2 separate regions of the Homo sapiens genome follow, and region 2 is linked to region 1. A link is a contact called in ENCODE Hi-C or POLR2A ChIA-PET data. All regions are on one chromosome and are shown on one strand. The core of a region is the stretch at or near the end of the contact, and the rest is flanking DNA. Distances in the headings are between cores, read along the strand shown.

The links. A loop is a pair of places that touch in the nucleus more often than their neighbours do. ChIA-PET counts read pairs that join two places held with the same protein, here RNA polymerase II (POLR2A). Pooled maps may share reads with other maps.
Region 2: a loop to region 1 is called in a map with no recorded cell type, with 7 times the contacts of the local background. The contact joins two enhancer-like sites. A Hi-C loop is called at or near these places in 2 of 37 single-sample maps with no recorded cell type and 2 of 50 pooled maps. POLR2A ChIA-PET finds 5 or more read pairs at or near these places in 1 of 52 experiments (IMR-90).

Annotation. Positions count from the first base shown.
Region 1 is chr18:48,817,038-48,821,677 of GRCh38, forward strand. CTIF (cap binding complex dependent translation initiation factor) reads left to right here. Exons shown (of 12, transcript NM_014772.3): 10 at 184-339. It overlaps CTIF-AS1 (CTIF antisense RNA 1), which reads right to left. Exons shown (of 3, transcript XR_935449.3): 3 at 963-4,640. Among named protein-coding and RNA genes, the nearest start is that of CTIF-AS1, 23 kb to the right of the region's middle. RefSeq lists enhancers at 3,879-4,128, 4,229-4,298. Within about 2 kb of position 2,359, at least 4 of the 41 ENCODE cell types and tissues checked have a DNase peak (open chromatin) inside an H3K27ac peak, as active enhancers do.
Region 2 is chr18:48,751,293-48,755,932 of GRCh38, forward strand. The region is part of intron 7 of CTIF (cap binding complex dependent translation initiation factor); the gene reads left to right. Among named protein-coding and RNA genes, the nearest start is that of MIR4743, 83 kb to the left of the region's middle. Within about 2 kb of position 1,804, at least 4 of the 41 ENCODE cell types and tissues checked have a DNase peak (open chromatin) inside an H3K27ac peak, as active enhancers do.

The sequences.
Region 1 (4,640 bases), core at 1,109-3,608:
CCCCAGGTCAGGGTGGTCCCAGCCACAGAGAGTGCAATCACGCACCCCCATCCTCATTTAAAACATGGGGTTTGCCTGCTGCCCAGGAGCAGCCCCAAGACAACAGATGCTCTGCACAGCAGGGTGGCACCCAGGCCCCTCCCCAGCCCCGGGAGGCTGACGCGGTCTCTCATGCCTCCACAGAAGGACTTCACGGTGCGCGAGGAGCTGCAGCAGCAGGACGTGGAGCGCTGGCTGGGCTTCATCACCTTCCTGTGCGAGGTCTTCGGCACCATGCGCAGCAGCACAGGCGAGCCCTTCCGTGTGCTCGTGTGCCCCATCTACACCTGCCTCAGGGAGGTAAGAGACCTGCCGCCTGTGCCCCCTGCACAGCCAGACAGCACCAGGTCTGGAATGCGTCTCAGATAACTGGGACAAAGCTGTGAGGGTAGGCTCACTTAGAAAGGGACCCATCCGGGCCAGGCACGGTGGCTCACACCTGTAATCCCAGCACTTTGGGAGGCCAAGGCAGGTGGATCACCTGAGGTAAGGAGATCGAGACCATCCTGGCAAACACGATGAAACCCCATCTCTACTAAAAATGCAAAAATTAACCAGGCGTGGTGGTGGGTGCCTGTAATCCCAGCTACTCGGGAGGCTGAGGCAGGAGAATTGCTTGAACCTGGGAGGTGGAGACTGCAGTGAGCCGAGATCGCACACTGCACTCCAGCCTGGGCGACAGAGCGAGACTCGGTCTCCAAAAAAAAAAAAAGGGGGCCCATCCTTCAGCAAAGAGATGTGCAACAGCAGTCACTTCTGCTCCCCAAAGCCAGGTCTTTCTTCGTTGGGTTTATATAAAGGGAACCAGCACCCCCTTCCCCCGTGGGGTGTTGTGAACTGAGGCTCCAGTCATTCCCAATCGGGAGCACTGGCTGCAGAGGGGAGGCCTATGGTAAGTGTTGTCTCAATGAGCGATCTTGGAATTGGATTGGACTGGTTTGCCACTGGATTATTTATTCTATGAAAACATATTTTCTTCTAAATTTCATCTGAAAAAGAAAGAAACAAGAATGACCAAGGAACTTTTGAGAAGCAGGAATTTAGCAGGTGGTTGCACTGCCAGATATTATAACTCACTTTCTACACCCCTCTGGCTGCTGTCAGGGGAGAGAATTGAAAGGGGGCAAAGTGGAAGCTGGAAGCCGAGTGGGGCTGCTTAGGCTGCGCAGCAAGAGGTTGGTGGCTTGGAAGACAGCCTCGGAGTGAGGGCGAAGAGCACGTTTAGGCTCTAGTTGAATTTCTGAGTTAGAGCCAGCAGGACTCGGTAATGTGAGTTGGAGGGAAGGGAGGAGGGGACATGGGCTCCCCGTTTACCAGCCTGGTGGCCCCATTTTCTGAGATGGAGGATACTGGATGAGAAATAGAATGGGGATGAAAAGCAAGAGTCAGTTATGTTTGAGTCGCCTGTTAGCTGTCCCTAGGGAACTGCCCGGAGGTTGGCCGGGTGGAAGGGTCTAGAGATCCTGAAGAGGTCACGCATGGAGGTAGGGGATAGAGGGTTCTGGGAAGTATCGATATGCACCTGGTGCTCAAAGCTGGGGACCAAATGGAACCACGCAGGAAGAGAGTATAGATGGAGAGGGAGAGGAAGGGGGCGTGTAAGAACCCTCACAGCAGCCCTTCACTGGGACCTGGACGCCTCCCCCATGTTGTACCCTCCCACCACCGGCAGGCCTCTGCAGGGGCTACCAGGACACAAGGAGGAACAGCCTCCTGAGAATCAAAGGACCAGGACAGAAAAGTGTCCTGGGTTTGGCAACAAGCAGGTCACGGGCCCTGGGTGTCAGCGGAGGTGAGGACAGGAGTGTGGACACGTCTTTCGAGAAGTTTTTCTGTGAATGGCAGCAGGGAAGGAGAGCTGTGGGGTCAAGGGGCATCTTTATGGTTTTGAAAGAAAGACAATAATAGAGCAATTTAAGAGAAGGGAGGGAGTGTATTTATGAGTGTTTTTGAAGCATCCGTTTATAGAACAATAGCATGCTCATTCCAGACAAGCACAGAGCACACAGTTCTCTCTCGGGTGTTTTGTAAACCCATGAGCCTCTGCCACTCCATGTACCCAAACCACATTTCTTAACAAATGCACTTGAAATCAGATTTGTTTCGCAGATTCAGACAATGGCCTCTCCTGACTTTGTTTCACTCTCAAAGTGCCTTGAGCTCAGAATGCAGCTCCAGGAGGGCTGGCAGCTCTGCTTTTTGCACCCTTTGGAATGACATGGAGGCTAGGAGCGGGCCTGCGTGGCCTCTTGGGTCCTCCCATCCTTGCCTGCATTGCCCTGTGCCCTGGACAACCCACCTCGAGACAGGGAGCAGCACTGTTCTAGGGCAGTGACCTGAATTGCCCCAACACGTTCCCTCTGCGTGATCTGGACACCTCCTGGTGTTGTCGTCACCTGCTCCTCCGAGAGGGAGGCAAGGCTGTAGCCGAGCGCCGGCCCTGGCTGCTGGGACACTTTTAACACCGCCTGAGGTAGTGCAAATATTCCAGTGTGAGATCCGGAGGTGCCAGGAGATGTGTGCAGACAAGAACAAAGAGCCACGCCTAACGCACACTTGTTGGATGCATTCAAATTTTCGGGCCAGTTTGACAAACACAGACCCATCCAATGCTCATGGTAAACTTGAAGAATAAATAAATCACCTATGGTCTTCTCCAATTTGTAAAAGAAGAGGGCAGAGCCCCATGTACCAAGCTAACTAGGGCCGGGCTGCAGCAGGGTTCACATCCTGGCTCTGTTGTTCATCAACTGCACCACGTTGGGAAGCATTTACCTGCTTTGAGCTTTGGCTTCCTCATCTGTAAATGGTGCTCATGCTGCTTTCTCTGCAAGGTGCAGGGAGGGTGGCAAGGCATGGAGAGACAGCTAAGTGCACTAGGGACAACGAGGCCGGAGGATGGAAGGAAGTGCCCGGGGCACGGCGTCTGGCAGAGAGCTAGTTGTCATCTAGGCTGATGGGGCCTAGGGGCTGAGCACATGCCTAATCTTAAAGGGCTACTTGGGCTGAGTGTCCTGCCCAGGGACAAACAGCTGGTCCATGCCAGAGCTGGTCTGGAGCTCCTGAACTCCAGGTAGGGCTCTTTCCAGGAGAAATCTTGGCTTCCCTAAAACTGGGCCAAAAGAAAAGATGGGGACTTAAAGGGGTGCCCTACGGATCTCAACAATCCTTGTGAACAGCCTGTTGCCTTTCGCAGCTCCGTAGGGACCCCTGAATTCTTCAAGCCATTTGCTGCCTCATAACCAGGCTTGACCTACATCCCTAAAGCAGGTTGAGCCGGCTTATGGAAGTTTCCAGAGCCAAAGGCACAGCTGCAGCCCCCTCCATGCTGGAAAAGCTTAGGCTTTCCCCCTGGGGCCATGTAGATGTCTGACCCCAAATCCACAGCACCCACTTTGCCCTGAGATCCCCCCAACTCCCAGAACCACCCGCAGGCCCACATTTCCAGCTGCCCACTACACCTGTCCCAGGTCATACCTCAGGACCCTCCAAAAGGATGTGGTCAGAACTGCACCCCAAGACCCCCTGCTCAGTGCAGCTCTCATGCAGGCCCCCACCCATGCTGCCTGCCTCCCTGCAGCCAGGTAGCAGCCCCAGAACCCACGCCACGGCCTTTCCGCTGTCAAGTCACTCACTCCATCCCCTGCGTCTGTACCCCCGGGGCTCCCCTGCAGTGCTTTCCTTGCTGCTTCTGAGTAAAACCCAAACCCACAGGCCATCTCTGAGTGAAGGGTCTTGCTGAGGGTGAGGACAAACCCAAGGGATAGATGCAAAGTCCTCACCATCCAGCCCGTCTGGGGGTCCTTGTGCTCACAGAGGCCCCCTTCATTCTGAGGTCCAAGCTTACTCGGTCCCCACGCTCCTTTAGCTCAAGCATGTGCTTAGTCCCCAGGCGCCTCAGCCTGGAGGACACCCAGCTCTCTGGGAGTCCCTGGGGACATCCTTTCACACCCTGACCTCATCAAATTAACCATTCTTTAAGTTACTCAAGCTTGAAACTTTGGAGTCATCTCTGCCTCTCTGTCTTCCTGTCCCTGACACTTCTTCCTAGGCCCAGTTTGAAGTCACCTTTTCTGTGTGGCACCCCCTCAGCACACCAACAGCTTCCTCCTAAGGGACCTGGAAGTGTCCTCTGTCCTTACTGCTCCATCCTCACCCCAGCCTCTTCACGTTGCCTTGTAGTAGTGTTCAGTAACGGTAGCAGCACATCTCACTGCATGGACGCCTCCATCTCAATCGAGTGCCTCGTGTGTTCTTTTCTCTTTTAACTCAGACAGCACTTTGAAGATTATCATCCCCATTTTTCAGAGGAGAGCAGAGAGGTCAGGCAACTTGCTCAGGGCCACACAGCCACCAAGCGGTAGAATCAGTCCTGGAATCCAGATCTGACCACCCCATTTCACTGCCTTGCAGGCAGAGCAGGGGCTACTCTGTTTGTTTTCTTGGTGCATAACTCAGCACCTATATGGTAGGATCCCAGTAGATCTTGGTGGAATTGATTCCATTTTTGCCCCAACTAACATGCCAATCAGAGATCCTTCTTCCAGAGATGAAAAAGAAGAATTTTCAATGTGTGCTTTTCTTGTTTAAGAACAAATAGT
Region 2 (4,640 bases), core at 554-3,053, 66 kb before region 1:
TCCGCTCATTATGTGGCCAGTCCTGCCTCCAGGCCAGAGTAGAACATAGGCCTGTGCTGCTCTCTGCTTCCTTTCCTTCGTGATTCTTGTCCTGGGATAAAGCTAGAGACCTGTTTCTGTAACTAATAGATTCACATCTGTCTCTCCAAATGGACCCTCAGCTTCATGAAGGCAGCAGCCCTGTGCGCTGGAGTCATCGCTACCTCCCCTCCCCAGACCACAAGGAAGATAGAGAGAAGGTTCTGCCTCATCTGAAGGAAGTGGATGCTTTGGGAGCAGTTCAGAGGCACACACAAGACACTCTGGTGGCAGAGACGTGGGTGTGATGTAGGGCATTCCAGACTGTAATCATATCAGGAGTCTGGAGGGCTCGGGCAGGACCCTGGGAGCTGGGGAAGGCTCCTGCTCAGGTCTGGACCTTAAGACCTGGATAGGATTAGGGGAGTGCTGAAGGACTCTGTAGGGACAGCTGAACAGCTTTGTCACACAAACACCCTGCCTCCACCCCAACTTCTCTCAGAGGGCTGCAGGAGCTATGTGGCCTCAGGCAAACCCACTGACATCTCTGATTAACCTCTGGGCAGAACAGAGTCTCAGCATGTGTTTAATTAATGAAACAATAATGAACCAGCCTTTCTCTGCATCATTTATTATTCATTCATTCATTCATTCATTCATTCATTCATTCATTCTACAGTTAGTGAGAAAAGTCTTTGCCTGTAGGGTGCAGAGGTACCAATCAGACCTTTCATCTATTCCAGAGCATCGTTTGGCGAGGTAAACATCTGATTTCTAAAGCTTTTAGTCCATGCAGTGAGCTACCACACTTCTTACATGAACTTTTGCCTAGGCTGGCAAAGACCTCAATCTTGAATTGTTTTCTACCCAACTCTGAGCAAAGAGAGCCACAAAATCTATTGGAGTGGGGGAGTCTGCAGCTTGGCTGGCCGCCCACGGTGGCAGGAGTGTTTCTGATGCATGCTGGCCCTCTCCTCTCAGCGTTGTTAGGAGGGAGTGCTCAGGAAGTAGCTGGCCCAGTGCTGCTGTTGCCGCCATCATGATAATGATGGCTCTGGCAATTACAGGGCCCGTGTGTTGCCTAAGCTTTGTAGCGATGCCCCCAGTTCTCCAAAGAGCACTGAGATCTCCAATAAGTAATTGTTAAATCCAGTCATATGGCGTGTTACAGCAAAAACACAAATCTGAGTTCCAGTGAGGGCTTTGCCACTAACTAGCGGGGCGACCCTAGAAGGACAAAGCAACCTCTCTGGACCTTGGTTTTCTCATCCGTCATGCTGTGACTCATGTAATCCTTACAACTGCCCCTCAGGTGGGGACTGGCACATCTGGAAACAGAGACACAGAGAGGTGAGATCACCCAGCCCATGCAACTGTGAGTGGCACAGTGCCAGGCTCTGTGCAGGCTGCCATACCCCAGACAGACCTGGCAAGGAGTGTCCTGCGGGGGACACCCATCATCCGAATCAGCCCTGCGCGCACCATGGGTGCTCCGTTAGTATAGGTCACTGTGATCCTTGTCTCTGAGTGTTCATCAGCCAATACCATGATGTCCCTTGGTTGACTCCCTCATGAGGGAAGAAAACCTCCCCTCCCTTATACTTTTCCTTTTTAAGCTTCCCCATCATTCTGCAAACTGGGGTGGGTGTGTGTGGCGACTTTTGTTCCTGGGTCCTATATGCCATCGCTCGACTAAGCAGCCCCTGAGCTGCAGAGAAATTGTTGGTGCCTGTGCCTCCGAGCCTCACCGCAACCCTTGCGTTGTCCCAGGTGACTGGGCCAGGGCAGGCAGAGCTCACTCAGGGCATGTGTAGGTGGGCAGGAGTGGAGGTGCCTACGCTGGTAATAAGCAGTCATCACTTTTCCTGAAGGCAAGAAATATGAGCCCATGCATAGTTTTAAAACCACTTGCCCTAGGAATTTTGCTTTCAGAAATTTTTAAGCAGACCTACAAATTATGTGGTAAAATGTCCGACATGGAGAGAACCATAATAAGTCAGTGGCACTCAGAATATCTAGTTGGGAACGATTATGAAATAAAAAACGAACAGAGGGACATTTGTCTCCATTTGGACTGCTGTTAAAACCATTTTTTTAAACAAAATTTGAAGTTATTCTCCCTACACCCACCTCCCAAAATGCAGCTGTGGTGTTCCGAGAACATTTTTGTCTTTTTGTATAAAAGAGAGCAGTCTTAGAGTAAAACAAGACATCTGATTTCAGAACCCAAAGAATAAAGAATAAACTAAATGAACGATGGAAAAAGCATAAACCGACAATTTCCATTCTCCAAAAAAAAAAAGCATTATTTTCCTAACAGCAGGTGTTGCCAGTAGCACAAATGGAATATTAATCTTATCTCCTGTGCTGTTCTTCCTCACCCGAAGAAGACTTCCCCAGAAATAAAGAGGCAGAGAGTTGGGTTTTTGCCCTTCTTACTTGCAGGGCTGCAAAACTGGGTGTCCAGTATGTTTCCCAACCCAGGACCCACATGTCCATGTGTCTGAGACCAAGTGCAGCCTCCTTGCCGGGTTGCTGGGAGCAAAAGCGGCTCATCCCTGGCCCAGCCAAACCCCAAACCCGCAGGTTTCGTGGGGAGCAGCCAGCTGGCCCCTGAATGAAGGTATCGACGAAACCCAGCGCCAGCAAATACAGAAGAGAGAGGAGCTGGTTTTGGCTGGCCCAGCCAACGACCGCTGACAAATATTTGTGAATGGCCAGAGCAGGGAAGCCTAGGTCTCCATTGCTGGGGAACGAGGCCTAACTCCAAGTCTGTTCCAGTGCCCTTAGCAGCCCTCTTGGCTCCTTCTCAGGCAAAGAATTTGGACCTCATGCAGTTATCACCACCGAGGTCTCAGTGGCCATTCAGCCCTTTGTCTCCATTACTACAGGTCACTGCGGTCCTTGTCCCTGAGTGTTCATCAGCCAAGGAGGCTGTGTCTAAAGGCGAATGGGAGACAGATGGGAGGTGGCTGCAAGGTGCTGTGATTAGTTGACAGGCTTAGCTCACTCCTGGAGCCCCTGGCAGGCCCTCTGCTGTAGGAGTGCACCTCACGGAGCCTCGGTTGTCTTATCTGTCGAATGGAAAGAAAGGTTCTTGGCCTGCCTGCACACAGAGGCCAGTCCCAGCAATCACTCACCCTGAGAACTAAGCAAGGCCTTGTGCAGGAAGAAGGAAAAGGGAGGACAGAGGGACAGTCTTAGTGCCTCTTCCTCCAGTGGCATCTGGGTTCTTCCCTGCCCTCCCAGGGCTCACCCAGCTGATTCCATCTGCCATTTAGCTCCATATCAAGACCTCCTTATTTTGAACCTGTTAGTCTTTCCTACCCAATTAGGAGGGAACACTTGAGGTGGACTCCCTGGCTTCCCTCCCACCTACGGATGGCTTTCCACATGTGCAAAGGAGCCGCCGCCCAGCAAGGGTGAGCCTGAGAACGCCCACTAATGCCAAGTGGCCTGGGGCATTCTTGGCCATTGCTATATTGTCAGGGCTGGCTGGCTCCAAGCTCTTTCGAACCAGAAAGACATGGAATTCCAGGTCCCTCCAGATTTCCAGGAATGAACAGCAGAAGCCCTGCAGGAGCCAGCTGATTTCTTTCTGGAGCCCCTGACCACTAGCCATATAGCAATTACTTCCTTCCCCCTCCAGGTAGATAGAAGTTGTTTTCTTTTCTGGGGGTGGAGGAGTGCACTGGGTAGAGAGAGGGAAATCCCTGTATGGCAAGTGGGAAACCAGGCAGTTTCAAGACGGATGTTGGGAAGGGCTTGGTCAACCATCCTTTGGGGACATTTCTTGGGCCATAGCTGCAGGCGCCACAAAAATTCTAAATAAGGATGACGAAAGTTGTGAGAATCAATTATTATCTGCCAGGGAATTTCCAAGGTTCCTCTCTGGGCTTAAAAATAACTCACATTGAAAGAACAAAGAGAATGGAAGGAGCAATTAGTTGAAAGTAACTGAGAAGTTAAAGGAGGGAGAATTCACAAAAAGTCACAGGCACGAGGCACCCTGGAGAGTGGTCTGTGGGCCACAGTTTCTTCTGGGCTTTCCAATGGGGGTTGCCTTACACTCTGCAGAATGAGGGCTGCAGCCCTCCCCGCTGACTCAGGCATTTGGGGCTGGGCTGGGCTGGGTAGTCGGAAGGCCAGTTGGTGGTAGAATCACTGGGAGGAACCTGACTCAAGGGCCCCACTTTTCTCATGGGGCCCAACTCTTCTCCAGGTGCTGGTGCTGATAGCTCCTACCTGCCATGGGGAGTGAAACTGAATATTTCAGCAATGCCAGTGAGGAGGGGGGTGTGTTTGGGAATGGAGGGGCTGCCTCTCCCACCCAAGTGTCAAGGCAACAGTGCTTTTGCCCAGGAATGTATATCAGAAACCAACAAGATTGAACTTGGACACCAAGGATGAAAAATGCCACACAGGCCTCCTGAGAAGGGCCCAGGGTATGCCTAGTCAGCAGGATTCAGTTCAGGGTACCAGATTTTTACAGATATTTTAATAATGACTCTTAAATTATTGAAATAAATATAGACAACCCCAAACCTTGGACACTGTATATAAAAAGAAACCTAAGAAGACTCTGAAAGGTAGAAAGAAGACAGACAGGCCAGGGACCTTGG